2 separate regions of the Homo sapiens genome follow, and region 1 is linked to region 2. Evidence: chromatin loops called from intact Hi-C (ENCODE). Cell type or tissue: PC-9. All regions are shown on one strand. Each heading gives the region's core, and the rest is flanking DNA. Links, peaks and the distances in the headings are about the cores only.

What was found. Hi-C counts contacts between places; a loop is a spot of excess contacts. Peaks named below come from ENCODE experiments on the same cell type or tissue, not always from the same donor. Only the 100,000 strongest peaks of a DNase experiment are listed, where the experiment ranks them.
Region 1: a loop joins it to region 2, with 6 times the contacts of the local background. A loop is called at or near these places in 8 of 110 quality-filtered maps.

The regions. Positions count from the first base shown.
Region 1 is chr2:99,415,651-99,423,993 of GRCh38, reverse strand. REV1 (REV1 DNA directed polymerase) reads left to right here. Exons shown (of 23, transcript NM_016316.4): 11 at 2,341-2,495; 12 at 5,047-5,166. Among named protein-coding and RNA genes, the nearest start is that of REV1, 70 kb to the left of the region's middle. RefSeq lists silencers at 1,099-1,168, 1,219-1,268. In PC-9, for the core only: no CTCF peak of the experiment used is centred there; a DNase peak (open chromatin) is centred at 3,773.
Region 2 is chr2:99,468,056-99,476,398 of GRCh38, reverse strand. The region is part of intron 1 of REV1 (REV1 DNA directed polymerase); the gene reads left to right. Among named protein-coding and RNA genes, the nearest start is that of REV1, 18 kb to the left of the region's middle. RefSeq lists an enhancer at 139-802. In PC-9, for the core only: no CTCF peak of the experiment used is centred there; no DNase peak of the experiment used is centred there; H3K27ac peaks cover 782 bases.

The DNA of each region.
Region 1 (8,343 bases), core at 179-8,178, 52 kb after region 2:
GGGCAATTTCCAGGTAGCTCAATCTCAAAGGATAGTTTTGTATTGCCAAAATTGTTCATGTGCTTCCTTGGTTGATGTAAGATCTGATTATTTGCTTATATTACTTCTAGTCTGTGGTTCTGGTTTTCTTCCCATGGAGCCAGATAGATGAAGGATGGAATTTTTTAACCTGGTTTTTCTCTTTTATTTCATTTTAATTATAGTTTTGTTCAAAATTAGAACTGATGGGTTGATAACAAGTGGAGACACTTTAAAACCTTTATCTTCTTAAAATCATTGGATATGCCAAAAGTTAGTTTTCATAAAAGTGGGTCTTTAATAATAGTTTCAAAATGGTTGATGAGTTGGCTTGAGAAAAGGTGATTAATTTTAAAAATATTTAAAATTGTAGATGTATTTAAAAATATTTAAAAGTGTAGATATATTCCATATTAACTCAGGACTCAAATTTCTTAAAAGTATAACCAGCCTATTATGCTGTAAACCAGGGGTCAGCATAGTTTTCTGAAGGGAGCCAGATAAAGTTTCTGTCACTCAACAGAAGTTCTCAGTTCTGCGTTGTGAATGGAAAGCAGCCACGGGGAATGTATATGAATGGGCTTGGTGTAGTTCCAGTAAAAATGCATTTACTGGATGTTAGGCCAAGGTTTGTCAACTCCTGGGCAGTATTAATGTTCCAAGAGATAGACTTCTTGCCTCTGTTTTCACCTCTGCCTCTTCCTTTTTATGCGTTAATTTGAACACCAGTATCTGCTAAGTACAGGTGACTGCTAGATGCTGCTAGTCCAGAAGGGAATATCTAATCCTTGCCCTTGTGGGAGCTTGCTTTAGTAGGAGAGAGAGAGAAAATGTGAAGGAACTGATTATTTCCTGGCGTCATTATGTAGGAGTGAGTGCTGAATGATAAGACACTTATTATAGCTATTCTATTAACACAAAGAGAACACACTAATTAACTTTCCAGTTATAAGTTGGGTAACTAAATAAATAAATCCCAAATACAGGAATGTTGGTATTGTCAAGTGGAACGTGCTTTAAATCCTCTTTGAAAGGAGGAAGTCAGTGGTAGCATCCAAACGAGGGCTAGATAGGGATGGGTGACTGAGGTCAGTACTGTGGTGCTCCTGTGTCCTGGGTATTGAAGCCCTAGAGCAAGCATCAGCCTGTGCCTGAGGTTATGAGGATGTGAGAGAGAGCTGTGACCTATACTCCTACACAGTCACATGCACACGGTCCCAGTAGAAGGCTGGAGACAGTTTCAGTGGCATGTTTCTATTCTTAGGGGAAAAATATCCACAGTAGTGTTCTTCTACCACCCTTGGGAAATCCTATCTCAGCTTCATATTCTCCCTGTCTCAGGGCAGCTTTCACTCTGAAGCAAAATACCTCATACCAGATATACCCTTCTGTTCTTAAAAATGTCATACTTTAAGCCTAAACAAAACATACTTATTTCTTTAATAGATTATTTCTTTAATAGAGATCTTAATCTGATTGTAACCTACCTACAGTAAGGTGTAGGTGAGAGATGAGGACCGCCCTCCTAGTCTACATTACCAAGTGGATTATGAAAGACATAGTTTTGATCCTGAGGCCTCTTGGGAAAGTTTCCTCCCATTTCTGGTCCAGTTCTATTTTGTGATTTCTTAGTCCTCGTATTAGCATGGGGGCCACATAGCAACTCTTGTCTTCCTTTTTCTTTTCTCTAATTAAAACAAATCCTTTTTGTGGATAGATCCTATGAGATGATTTTTTAAAAAGTATGTCCACATGCAGAGAGTGTAGATAACTATTCTCAGACAAGCAGTTGGGATGACTGGCCACTTTTTCCTTCTGTATTCTAGGCCTGCTACAGTGAGTGGAATTTAACTGTGATATTTTGGTTTTAGGAGAGTAGCAATTACTGATTTGTCTAATTTTTCTGTTCCTTAAAGGATTCTCATAAACCATTAGATTAAATGTTTTGACAGTTCAAATTCACCCACCGGTTTTCAACTCTTCAAAGGTTTATAGAAGTATTGTCAGTATAGAGAAACTGAAATAATAATTTATGCTGTGTTTTTGTTTTTTTGTGTTTAAATTTTTTTTGTTGGTTATTTTACTCCTCAAACATTTTCCTATCCAATATGCTGTATTTTGGTAGTTAATAAGGAGAAAGAGAACACACTAATTAACTTTGCAGTTAAAAGTTGGGTGACTAAAATGGTACTTCAGCCAATTCATTTAAAATGCTTTGTGAGGAAATAGAAAAAAGAGAGGATAAGAAGACTATTTTGCAACATTGGGTCTACCAGATGGTGGCTGTGGCTGTGATTCGTTGCCTTTGCTCTGTGTTGATAGCTACACTCATAACATTGAAGCTGTCAGTTGTGATGAAGCGCTGGTAGACATTACCGAAATCCTTGCAGAGACCAAACTTACTCCTGATGAATTTGCAAATGCTGTTCGTATGGAAATCAAAGACCAGACGAAATGTGCTGCCTCTGTTGGAATTGGTTAGTATCTAGCTTATCTTGTACTCAAAAGAGTTGCTTTGAGATTCTTGAATATCAGTTAATTTTATGGAGTTTTTCTTTTTATTAGCTTCCTCTCACTTGTAAAACCGTTTTTAGCATTGCTTACAATTGTGTGACACACGAGATAAGTGCTGGAAATATAAGTAAATGGTTGATAATCTTCGCAATAAATAAGTTAGAATATTTCTTACTTATTCTTAAAAAATTGGGAAGGTTTCATTCAACATTTGTAAACAGTTTTTTTTTTCCCAAAAGTGAACGGAAACCGTATTTAAAGCTAGGTGGTGGTATGGGTTTAGAGTTGCGTGTTAAGTCTGAGTCTTGTTACTCTCTGCACTTCAGCCTCCCGGCACATGGAGCTATTCCTGTCTTCACTCAGTTCTAGAAGTCACCCTGACTCCAAGTGCTCTCAGTAACTGTCCAGTCTCTCCTCCATCTCCATCCATGCTGTCTTTAAACCTTGTACTTTGTTTCCACAGCTGCTCCCAGCACTTACCCTGCTTTTTTGTTGATTCTTCCAGCCGTGTCCTCTGGAACTCTTTCATACTTAAGCTTCCCTGAGTCACCTCTTCCTTTCTTAACCCACTCATTACCTTCTGGCAAGATACCCCTTTTCTTGCCATTCTGTTACTAGAGCCAGTTTGTCCCTGCCATACTCAGTATACCACAGGCTTGGAAGGTAAAGTTAACTGTCTTAGCTTGCCATTGTCACTTTCAACCATTATTCCTCCATCTTCATCCAAAAACCCTTCTTCTTCCAAAGTTCCCTGTCTCCTTTGTACCCATGAAATTTACTAATGACTGAGTGATGATGCAGAGAGGCTAATGCCATTGAAAGAAGAATTTGTTACTTCCATTTCCCGAGAGGAGGGGCACACCGTGCTACACAGGACTACTGGGGAAGCACCAGGGTGGTTAGGAGACAGAAGCTGAAGGAGTGGCAGACGGAGCGCCTAGGCTCCAGAGCCTTTGTTAGGGTTTTTTTCAGAAAGGCAAGGCAGGGCTGAGGAAACACTTTAGGAGTGGCTAGTTTGAGTAATTCTGGTGGGCTCTGGGCTATAGGGGTGGTCCCTAGTTGCCTGGTAGCTGGCCCTGGGACAATTTAGGGCAGGAGGTGGTTAGGTTGCATATGACAAGTGTGCTTCCAGGTAAGAGGTTTACTGTCTTTAGGAATTAGCCAGCCCTGGGAGGGCAGTCTCTCCCCAGCCAGCAGGATTTTTAAGATTTCAAAACACTGCGAGATACAGAAAATAAAAAGTATGATTAATACATTCCCAGCATTCCTACAGCTACTGGCTAGCCTACCTTTTACCCCCTGATGTTGGCCCACAGACATTGGTAACATTTCACTTAGGAATTCTATATTCCATTGTCAGGCACAATTTTATTTTTTTGTTTTTAATTGTCCTTAATTTTCATTTATAAGTGATCATGTGAATCCATTCTTTTAAGTTCAAGCATATGTAATGCCAAAGTCCCACTTTATATTTCCACTCCTCAGTGCCTTTCCCCTCCCCTGAACTCACTACTTTTATCATTTTGGTGTGACTTCCCAGAACTTTCCCTGTTCGTGAATCTCTGTTTATATAAGTCTTCTATAAAACCAAGATATGTCCTCAATATAAGTCTTCCCTTTGGAGATTTTATTATTCACGGAGAAGCCCACCTAGCAGCTGAGCTCTGCAGATCCCTGCCCCTTCTCAGGGCTTGGTGCCCTTTTCCTCCACTGCTTCTGTGGCCCCTGCCCACACCTACACCGTGAACCTCACTGCCTGTCTCTGTGTTTTGAGGACTCTTCTACCCTCAGTTCCCACTGCTGCTTTGGGCTTTCTGGTTTCCCCAGTCCAGTCGCGCACTTTTTATTGTCATTTCCCTACCTCCTCTGTCTCCTGTGGTTGGGAACATGAACTACTCTTTGATCATGGCCTTCAATTCCTACAGACACCCACTCTGAAGATCAGGACTGCTGATTGGGCACGGTGGCTCATTCCTGTAGTCCCAGCACTTTGGGAGGCTGAGGCGGGTGGATCATGAGGTCAGGAGATCGAGACCATCCTGGCTAACATGGTGAAACCCCGTCTGTAAAAATACAGAAAAATTAGCCGGGCATGGTGGTGGGCGCCTGTAGTCCCAGCTACTCGGGAGGCTGAGGCAGGAGAATGGCTGGAGCCCAGGAGGCGGAACTTGCAGTGAGCTGAGATCACAACCACTACACTCCAGCTTGGGCAACAGAGTGAGCCTCCATCCCCCAAAAAAAAAAAAAAAAAAAAAATCAGGACTGCTTTCTCTATTCCTGCTTCTGGTTAGATGCTGAAGTGGCACTTGCGTTAGAGCAAAGAGAAACCTCTGTCCAGGTACTCTGTTGGTTATAATCTAAATACTTAGCAAAATTCTACACCTTATTTGAAATAATCAAAATTTATTTTCATTGTTTTTAGAAACTTGATGGATAACCTGTATGAAGAGATCTTTGTTGAGAAATTTAAAAAATAATTGTGACTATTTCTTGGATGACTTTTTTTTTTAATAGGTTCTAATATTCTCCTGGCTAGAATGGCAACTAGAAAAGCAAAACCAGATGGGCAGTACCACCTAAAACCAGAAGAAGTAGATGATTTTATCAGAGGCCAGCTAGTGACCAATCTACCAGGTAAATAGAAATATTTTAACAATACTTTTATTACAGGCATTACAAGTACTTTTCATATCTATAATATAGAACTGTGAGACCTCTTTTTGCCCAGACATGAATATAAAAATTTTTAAGTCTTATTGAGTGCCATGAAAAACAAAATTTGGAATTCTGCATTAAATATCCCCTAAAATGATTTGTCAGGACCTTAATGTTACATTTTTGTTTTGCTTCTATTCAGTTTTACTTTAGGTATTTCTCAAGTAGCAAGATTCTAAGAAACAATGTTAAAAGGGAGGATGATGAAATTGACTTTCAGTCCTTTAAATAAATGATTATTGAAATAGTTTACTCCTGGGCTAAAGATAAAAGTTTTGAGCTTCGATTCTCCTATGTCATGCTGCAGGACTAGCGACAGTTTTCTGAGTTTATTAAACAAGTACTTTTAAAAGTATAAATAGAATGTGTGTGAGCTGTATTAGGAAAAAGGAAACGTAAAGAAGGATTGTGTTTTCAATTAACTCCACTCATGGAAAAAAACCTTCCATCTTAACCTTTCTCACCTAAGGGGCAGGATGTTCAGTTATTTCATATTTTTGTGTAGTTACCTATTTATTATAAAGTGCCTCTGTCAGCTTTGTAAAGTCTTCCATCTTCATTTATAGTGAAAGTTTTAAAATTCATTTGTTAAAAGTAGATTTAGTGGCATTTTTAGATGCCTATTTTTAAGCCTAATAAAAGTATGTCCGAACTAACTTAGAAGTTTCTGTTAACAGGCCATAAATATTAAACGACAGAAATGGCATTTTATGGTAGGTTAGTTTTAAAGCTTCCTGACCCCCGTAGTATATAACTTAAAACGATGTATTAGTGTCAGAAATGTGTAATATGACATTTTTGATGGTTAGTTTCACATTTAATTTGAGAATACTTTATAAAATCAAACTAGCAAATTACTGTAGTAGACAACACAGTTTAAACATTTTTAATAAGAAATCTTACTGAAGTTTTATATAAGAAGGAACTGGTATATTTAAAGTTGCATGTAAAATTTGAGTTTTAAGTTTATTACACTAGCCATCTGTATTAGTTTTCTAGGGGTGCCATAACAAAGTACCACAGACTGGGGTGCATAAACAACAGAAATGCGTTGTCTCACAGTTCTGGAGGCTGGAAGTTCAAGATCAAGGTGTCAGCAGGGTTGGCTCTTTCTGAAGCCTCTGCTTGGCTTGTAGGTGACCCTCCTCTCCCTGTGTCTTCACATGGCCTTCCCCATATGCATGTCTCCGTCCTGATCTCTTCTTGTGAGGATACCAGTCATGTTGGATTAGGCTCATCAATATGACCTTGTTTTATCTTAATTACCCTTTAAAGATTCTGTGTCCAAATACAGTCACACTGTGGCCGGGCATGGTGACTCACACCTGTAATCCCAGCACTGTGGGAGGCCGAGGCAGATGGATCATTTGAGGCCAGGAGTTCAAGACCAGCCTGGCCAACATGGTGAAACCCTGTCTCTACTAGAACTACAAAAAAAATTAGCTGGGGGTAGGTGGCACATGCCTGTAGTCCCAGCTACTCAGGAGGCTGAGGCACAAGAATCGCTTGAGCCCGAGAGGCAGAGGTTGCAGCGAGCCAAGATCGCACCACTGCACTCCAGCATGGGTGACAGAGTGAGACTGTGTTGAAAAAAACAAAACAAAAACAAATACAGTCACATGGTGAAGTACTGGGGTCAGGACTTCAGCATATAAATTTGGGGAAGACACAGTTTAGTCCAAAACACCATCTTTAAATCGAACCCTTTTTGTAGTTTTCTTTGTTTTAATAGAAATAGGGACGTTTTAGCTACTTGACCTAGTAATCCTACCATTCACCTTCATTTGCTTCCTGGCTGGAAAGACTTTATTTCTTTTTTTTTTTTTTTTTTTTTGAGATGGAGTCTTGCTCTGTTGCCCAGGCTAGAGTGCAATGGTGCGATCTCGGCTCACTGCAAGCTCTGCCTTCTGGGTTCACGCCATTCTCCTGCCTCAGCCTCCCGAGTAGCTGGGACTACAGGCACCCACCACACAGCCGGCTAATTTTTTGTATTTTTAGTAGAGATGGAGTTTCACCTCTGTCTCGGTCTCCTGACCTCATGATCCGCCCGCCTCGGCCTCCCAAAGTGCTGGGATTATAGGCATGAGCCACCGTGCCCAGTGAGACTTTATTTCTTGAAGGGCAAGTGTGAAGTTACATGTCCTGGCCAAGCTGAGGCACAGCCTTGAATTTCCTAAGGGAGATTTGAAAGATAGGGCAGCAGAGTTGGCCTTCTCTTCTTCAGAGCCAGGTTCTGTATTGCTCACAGTGGTTCATGTGGTTTTCATAAAATCCCCAAATCCTTAACCTGACTGTTATAGAACATTTCAGGTCTATAAAATATCTCCCTTCTCCATTGTTACTCCTGTCCTGAAGTGTGTTCCACAGATTATAAGCTGTTCCTTTAAAAAGGGGTTTCATATAGGAGAGGGAACCTTCTGTGGTGGAGGGGTTTGTACAGTGAAAGTCCTGGGAATTATTTTAGAAAAGAAACCTATTTATCTTTGTTAAAGACTAGTAATTTCTCAAAGATATTTGGTGATAAATATACAGTACCTATTTATATCTTGTGGAACACGCTTTGGAGGAACTTGGCTCTCTAACCATAACCAGGAGAAATTCAGTGGTAACTTGCCCCATCTCCAACCTCTTTAGTCCCTTGTACCCATAAATGTTTAGTGACCACATACGTGCTGCGCACAGTAATAAACAATTAGAATAACTACATAAGAAGGAAAAACACAATAGTAAGTTTTTGCTTTAGGAGACTCCACAGAATAATAATTGTGTATTACACTAATAAATACGTTTCTTAATATGATCCGGTTACCTAATGAAAGAAAGGATTGACCCCAACGACTATTACAGTTTGAAGAACCATTTCTACTTTTTCTCTGGATCTTTGCAGGGCTTTTTACCTGCGCATGCACTCTTCAATGAAGGGCCCTCTGCACCTCATTCAGCCTTTGCTAGGTTTGTGCATCTAGCATATGGATTCCCTCTCTATCCCATTTTCAGAGAACCACCATGATCATGTAGGCATTCATAAAGTCTGCACTAATACAGTAGCTACGTAGCCAAGTGAAGCTAGTACAATATGAGTTAAATTAAAGTTAA
Region 2 (8,343 bases), core at 126-8,125:
TTTTTAATAGAGATGGGGTTTCACCATGTTGGCCAGGCTGGTCTCGAACTCCTAACCTTGTGATCTGCCCGCCTCAGCCTCCTAAAGTGTTGGGATTACAGGCGTGAGTCACTGCTCCCATAAGGTGGACGTTCTAAGGGCTTAGAGGTTACCTCCCAGTCTCATCTTGGACCATGTGAAGGGGGGGAAAAGAAAGGATTACCTCCCAGGAACCAAGGGCAAAGGCCAAACATCTGTTTGGGTTAGGATTCTTACTGCACAGCCACATCTGTGGATAGGTACATCTTGTTGTTTTTTGGCAAGCATAGAAAAAGTTACGTAAAGTTGCATAATATGTATGTGTTTGTTGAAAGCGTTTTTAAAACTAGATGTGTAGAATCATACACATTTGTTTATTTTCATTTATTTATTTTTTTGAGACGAAGTCTCACTCTGTCACCCAGGCTGGAGTGCAGTGGCATGATCTCAGCTTGCTGCAACCTCCGCCTCTTAGGTTCAAGCAGTTCTCTGCCTCAGCCTCCGGAGTAGCTGGGATTATAGGCTCCCACCACCACGCCTGACTAATTTTTGTATTTTTTAGTAGAGATGGGGTTTTACCATGTTGACCAGGCTGGTCTTGAACTCCTGACCTTGTTATCCACCCACCTCGGCCTCCCAAAGTGCTGGGAGTACAGGCGTGAGCCACTGTGCCTGGCCTATTTATTTTTTTTTTGAGACAGAGTGTTGCTTTGTCACCCAAGCTGTAGTACAGTGGCTCAATCTCGGCTCACTGCAATCTCTGCCTCCTGGGTTCAAGCGCAGAATCATGTACATTTAAAAAATTGCAAAAGACTCTAGAATTTGTCAGGTCTGTAAAAAGTAAAAGTAGATGTACCTCTTCAAAGACTTTCCTCCCCATCTGATTAGAAATAAATAGTAACTTCTCTTAGAAGCAAAATTTATTCAAAGACCTGTGCTCCTAAATATTTGCCCTGGCATGCTTATACTGGTCCAAGCAAGCATTAGGTCATATCCTGTTCTCTTCCTTATTTAAAAGTGTTTTTATCCTTCTCAGCATTCCACAAGTTACTTCCTCCTTCCTTTGTTCTCCTCCACCTTTGCCTCTTTTAAAAAGTTCTAAGTTGCTAGCCAATCGGAACAAATACAGAATGTGAGGTCCCGTTCCAGCCAATGGAAACCAGACACAGCAGTATGATGGACGCATCAGGTTATAAATGACCCTGTCTCCTTTGTTCCTTGTACTCTCATGGCAAAACTGCTGGCGAGTGTACCTTTTCTGCAGGAAATAAAAATGGCCTTACTAAATAAATTAAATTTATGTTCAAGTGCTGTTTCTTTATGGCACCGGGGAACAAGCATTTCAAACAGGTCCAACTCTTTCCACATACGGAGGAACTAAAATATGACTGATTATGACTTGCTTAAGTTCAGAGAACCGGTTAGCAACAAAGTTGATGCTGTCTTTGAATCTCTACTTCTTTTTTTTTTTTCTTTTTTGAAACGGAGTCTCACTCTGTTGCCCAGGCTGGAGTGTAGTGGCACAATCTCGGCTCATTGCAACCTCTGCCTACCGCGTTCAAGTGATTGTCGTGCCTCAGTCCCCCAAGTAGCTGGGATTACAGGTTCCTGCTACCATGCTCGGCTGATTTTTTTCTTTTTAATAGAGACAGGGTTTCACCATGTTGGTCAGGCTGGTCTCAAACTTCTGATCTCATGTGATTCGCCTGCCTCAGCCTCCCAAAGTGCTGGAATTACAGGCGTGAGCCATCGCTCCCGACTTCTGCTTATCAATATGGACTAGTTGGGGTCTAGATGGAGCTTAATTGTAGGACCTGTTTTCTTCCTTAGTTTTGTTACATATATGGCTCTATTATGATCCAGACTGTTGCTAGATTACCTGGTGAAGAAGCATCTGTTTTGTTGAATTGTGTTAGGTTACTTCAGATCAATAGGAGTATTCTTAACTTTTTAGCAGTTCATATTGATACCATTATTATTTTTTCCATTGAAGATTTGGGAACATAATTTTGTAGAAGATGAGTATGATTTTGTACCACAAGCCAGCAGTGCAGCCTTACAGAACTTTTTAGCTTCTCTACCCTAGAAGTCAACTATTGTGTGCAAAATAAATAGGACTTGGCTGACTCACTCTATGGATGAGTTGTAAAGATAAATGGTAGATGTAAAGGGGTCTTGGAAAACTAAGGATACTTCAGAAGTGAAAGGTATTACTAGTAATGTGAAATGTAAATAAATTAAATTTGAATGTTAAAAATTAAAGGAACACTAAAAGGAAGGAAATATAAAGTGTCAGTTAATAGGTGAATTTTTTTAGGTGGTAGGAATTTGGGTAATTCTTTCCTTTTCTGTTTTCTGTATTTTCCAATTTTCTGCAATAAACACGAATTGCTTTTATAAATAGAGCAAGAAAAACTATTTTTGAAAAGGAACACCTAGCAGGATTGCATACTGTACTTAGCATTACAAAGCAGTGTATAAACACAAGTCAGTGATGAAGGAATAATAGAGAATGTCCCAAGAAAAGATGGAAAGATCATACTTACTTCAAGAAAAGGCTTATGTACCAAAACCTGTAATTTTTTCTGTGGAGAGTGCTGTGTGCCACTTTGATAGATTGAAGTTCTTTGAATTCTGTGTTTATCAAGATAGTATCTCATCTGGTACAGAAATTGTTTTATTGCAGCAGAAAAAATTAGCAACAGGAAAATGTTTCAGTATGCTGAAGGTGTAAAAAAAACACATAAAGTGGCAAAAATGGGTTTTATTAGGTTAGGAATAAAGCCTGATCTAAATATCTTAGACTTGTATATTTTTAAAAGATATCTTAAATACATGAAAGACACGCAGCACTATGCTTAGAATGTGAACTGTTGGCTTGGTTTAGAATCAGTCGCTAAAAGCAAGTAGAGGTTTCCAGAGCCAGTACTTGTACTTCTGGGAAATTGTGCCCTTCACCTAGGTGTCTGAATTTTTTTCTTTTTTCTTTTCTTTTCTTTTCTTTTTTTTTTTTTTGAGACAGTCTCGCTCTGTCGCCCAGGCTGGAGTGCAGTGGCACGATCTTGGCTCACTGCAACCTCTGCCTCCTGGGTTCAAGTGACTCTCCTGCCTCAGCCTCCTGAGTAGCTGGGACTACAGGCATGCGCCACCACTCCCAGCTAATATTTTTTTTGGATTTTTGGAGACAGGGTTTCATCACATTGGTCAAGCTGGTCTCAAACTCCTGACCTCAAATGATCTGCCCACCTCAGCCTCCCAAAGTACTGGGATTACAGGCATGAGCCACCAGGCCCGGCCTTTTGTTTTGTTTTATATACCTTGGTGAGAGTCCCTTCAAGATCAAAACCTGACTAGTTTGTGGGATGTGCATGTCTGTAGTGCCCGTACAACTTCAGCAATTGTTTGAAAACTGTAGCCGTAGACAATGATGGTCTGTAAGGTTGAATCAAAACAAAACCCACAAACAGCTGTATTTTTATATCTAAATGTTACATAAAAAGCTGTTTGTGCTGTTAAAACTTTTACCATTAAAGGACAGAATAAGAGCACATTGGAGCAGACTGTTACCAAACTTTTTTTAGGGCATGCGTGCTAGCACTTTATGTACTTAGTCACTCATAAAGGCAATACCTGGTTCTTGTAAATTCTACAAATGGCCTCCCACTACTGCCAATTCAAAGTAAAAAACAAACAAAACACCCAGGTACTGCTGTACAGATTTCTTGAAGTAGCCTTTTTCCCAGCTTTGCACCCCACCTGAAGATCCTGTCCACTGCAGCTTGCAGGTGCCTATACAGTGTTTCCAGCTTCAGAACTACTTTTTTAAAAAACTCTTTTCTTCTTAATTGTGGTACGATACATATAAAAGTTTACCATTTTAACTGTTCAGTCACATTAAGTACATTCACATTGTTGTGCAACCATCACCACTATCCATCTCCAGAACTCTTCACCTTGCCTGAGACTCTACCTGTTAAACAGTAACTCCACCCGCAACCACCATTCTGCTTTCTGTCTCTGAATTTAACTACTTTAAATACTTCATATAGGTAGAATCATACAGTATTTGTCTTTTTGTGAATGGTTTATTTCACTTACCATAATGCCTTCAAGGTTCATGCAAGTTGTAGCACGCTTTGGAATTTCCTTCCTTTTAAGGCTGAATAGTATTTCGTTGTATGTATATACCACATTTTGTTTACCCATTCATCTGTGGATGGACACTTGGGTTGCTTCCACCTTTTGGCTATTGTGAATAATGCTTATTAATATGAATGTACAAATAAATACCTCTTTGTGTCTCAGGTTTCAGTGCCTTTGGATATATACTCACAAGTGGAATTACATGATAATTCTATTTCAGATTTTTTGAGTAACTGCCATACTGTTTCTCATATCAGCTGCACCATTTTATATTCCCACCAACAGGGCTCGGGGGCCCAATTTCTTCCTATCCTTATCAACACTTGTTTTTTTTTTTTTTTTTTTTTTAATAGTAGCTATCCTGCTGGGTGTGAGGTGGTATCTCATTGTGGTTTCTATTTGCATTTCCATAGTGATTAATGACACTGAACGTTTTTTTGTGTGCTTATTGGCCATTTGTCTATCTTCTTTAGAGAAGTGTCTGTTCAGATCCTTTTTTTATTTCTTAGTGGCGTTGTGTGTTTATTATTACAGTTTATGGTAGGAGTTCTTTATATTGGTAAGTGTATGAACCCCTTATCAGATATGATTTGCAGATATTTTCTCCCATTCTGTGGATTGCCTTTTAACCCTTTTTTGCCCTGTGATTCACAGAAGTTTTAAATTTTTATGTAGTCCAGTTTATCTGTTTTTTTCTGTTACATTTTCCCCAAAAAGTCATTGCAAAATCCAGTGTCATGAAGCTTTTATGTTTTCTCCCAAGAGTTTGATAGTTTTAGCTCTTATATTTATGTCTTTTGTACACTTTAAGTTTTTTTTTAACATGGTGTAAAGGTCCAACTTCTTTTGCATGTGATATCCAGTTTTCCTATCACCATTTGTTGAAAAGATTGTCCTTTCCTCATTGAATGGTCATGAAGAGGTTCTTTTAAACACAGATGACCCTGGGTTGGATCATACCTTAAGCCCTTTATTAACCAGTTCCTTAGTTGTCAATAAATGCCTTAGCAGAGAATTGACAGCTAAGTAAGATAAAGAGGCACTGAAAACAGAGAGGTGTTGAGTAGAGATATGGCAGGGCACCAAAGGCAAATTGTGTTTCAACCTTGCCTAGATAAGGGGTGGCCACAGGCTGCTTTCTTTGCATTTGTGTCATATTCATGAATTATGTTATGCTACTATAATGTGCACATTCATTCATTGCATATTCTTTGCATGTCAATTTGTAACTACATTCAGTAAATATTTCTTAGATAACTATTACATAAAGATAGGATAAACCTCTTTGGAATGCTTGTTCCCTGGTGCTGTAAAGAAGTAGCACTTGAACATAAATTTAATTTCCTCAGCAAGGCCATTTTTATACTTTCTGCAGAAAGGGTACACTCGCCAGCAGTTTTGCCATGAGAGTACACCGAACAAAGGAGACCGGGTCATTTATAACCTGATGCGTCCACCCTGCTGCTATGCCCGGTTTCCATTGGCTGGAACAGGACCTCACATTCTGTATTTGTTCTGATTGGCTAGCAACTTAGCCAATCTTGTTTTAAAAGAGGCAAAGGCAGAGGAGAACAAAGGAAGGAGGAAGTAACTTGTGGAATGTAGAGAAAGGTAAAAACACCTTCAAATAAGGAAGAGGAACAGGCTATGACCTAACGCTTGCTTGGACCAGTATAAGCTTGCCGGGGCAAATATTTAGGCTAAATTGTGGGAGCTAAGAACATAAAGTACATTGATTTCTTTATTACGGCTAGCAGATGTTTAAGAATGTTAGCACAGGTCTTTGAATAAATTTTGCTTCTAAGAGAAGTTACTATTTATTCCTAATTACACGGGGAGGAGAGTCTGAAGAGGAACCTCTACTTTGCTTTTTACAAATGTATACATTTATATATGACTGTATTAATAAAGACTGATTAAAAGCCACTCAAAATGAATTTCATTAGTTAATCAACAGACTTTAGAGTTACAGATATGTAACCATCAGATTAACACTGAACATTTGAACATTTTGTGGATATGTAGTGGAAGTTTTTCTAGTGTGTGATGAACTGTTTAGAACCTTGTAATGCTAGTAATTATTTTGTAAATAGATGAAATATCTTTTTTTTTTTTTTGAGATGGAGTCTTGCTCTGTTGCCCAGGCTGGAGTGCAGTGGTGCAATCTCGGCTCACTGCAAGCTCCACCTCCCGGGTTCACGCCATTCTCCTGCCTCAGCCTCCCACGTAGCTGGGACTACAGGTGACCGCCACCATGCCCGGCTAATTTTTTGTATTTTTAGTAGAGACGGGGTTTCACCGTTTTAGCCAGTATGGTCTCGATCTCCTGACCTCGTGATCTGCCCGCCTCGGCCCCCCAGAGTGCTAGGAAATATCATTTTTACATGAAAATGAATGTTCCTGGTGATAAACATAATTCTCGGGGTAGATAGTAAAATCTACCAATAACTATAGTAAAAAGAAAGCAGAATAAAGTTTAGAATGAACTGATAGTAGTGTGTTCCAGCAAAAGATAAAACATTAGGAAAAATGCATGCATAAGTAGTCTTGTTATATTTTTAAATAAGCATGTCCTTGATGAGACTCTTGATAGAGTTTTGAACATCCCTATTGAGAGAATGGAAAGAGGAAGTCTTGTGTAGGCATTCAGGATCCCTGGGCTCCTCATAGACAGAGCTGCTCTCCCATTTGCCTTAACCTTACCTCACCTGGCTAGTTGTTACTGCATGTTAGCACTGGGGACTGGACATGGCTGTATTGACAGCCTGTAATTCAGTTGGTCTTTATAATTTGATTACTTGAGTTTTAGCTGGTAGGTGAGTTTTAGCTTGTGAACCTTTCGAGGGTTGGGAGATTTCCACATGTGACTGTCTTACAGAGTCACATGGAAACAGAAAAGAACCAAGAAATTTTGTACTTAGTTTTTAGTTCATTACTCTTAGTTATCAGTCTTTTTCAAGTTGTCGTGCTTTTTCTTCAAGAACAATCTTGTTCAGACCCTAAACCTAAAACTTACGGGGGAAAAAAAGCATGGCTGCTAAAATTGAAGGTGGGCTTAGAGACTGGAACCTTGCTTGCTTGCTGTTTTTACCCCCAACTTTTTTCTTCTCCCCACCATATCCACCCTTCATCCAGTCATGGCCCCACAAAGATTCTGCAGTCGAACTTTGTTTTATAGATGAAGAAATGTTAGGCTCAGTGCTGTTAGACTCACTCTGAATCACATTGTTAGGCAGTCGTAGAATTGGGATTTGAGTCCGTATCTAGTCTACTGTTATCATTATGTTGTAGACCATGGATAACTGACTTAAAATAATGATGTTCTCTGTGTTATAGTTTTCAAAGGGTTTCCACGTGTGTAGTCTCACTCGATTTTCACTCTGTAGACTGGCAGAGTAGATTACTATAACAGTAGTTAATGTTTATTGAAGGTGTACCCTAAATGTTAAGGGTAAGGGTACTTTTGCATTCATGTATTCACTCTTCATCCGTTTTTTAAACTAATTTTTTGAAACACAGTAATTGGCTGCCCTGTTAAAGTTACTGGATAAGGAGAGATTGGCAGGTTATTTTAGGTTGTGAATCACAGTTTCAGAAACTGTTATCACATTCCTCAAGGTCATCAAGTTATGTGGAATTAAATTGGGAGCCTGGTCTGCAAGAGTTCCTCTGAAAACTAGAAGGCAATTTTTGTTTACAAGTCTAGCTTGATAATTGGATGGTTTGTCAATACAGGGCAGTCACTTCTTAGTGAGTAGGTTTAGTCAAGAGGACACATTGTAATTCAGGAGGTTGCTTGGAACAGGATAAAAACAGAGGGAGTGTGTTATTTCTGAAGGATATTTCTGTCAAGTAGTGGTATCCTGATTAAATGCCCTCCTCCGTTCTAGGGAAAGTCCTATTTAAAGAAGCAAATCAGTCATCTTAGTGTGGAGAACTTTTCCCTGGATGTTATTACAGAGGCATTGGCGGAGTCTCTTTTTCGAAGATCCCTGCTGATTAGCAGAAACAGCCCCCATGCCTGGCTAATTTTTCTTTCTTTCTTTTTTTTTTTTTTGAGATGGAGTTTCGCTCTTGTTGCCCAGGCTGGAGTCCAATGGTGCAATCTCGGCTCACCGCAACCTCCGCCTCCCGGGTTCAAGCGATTCTCCTGCCTCAGCCTTCCGAGTAGCTGGGATTACA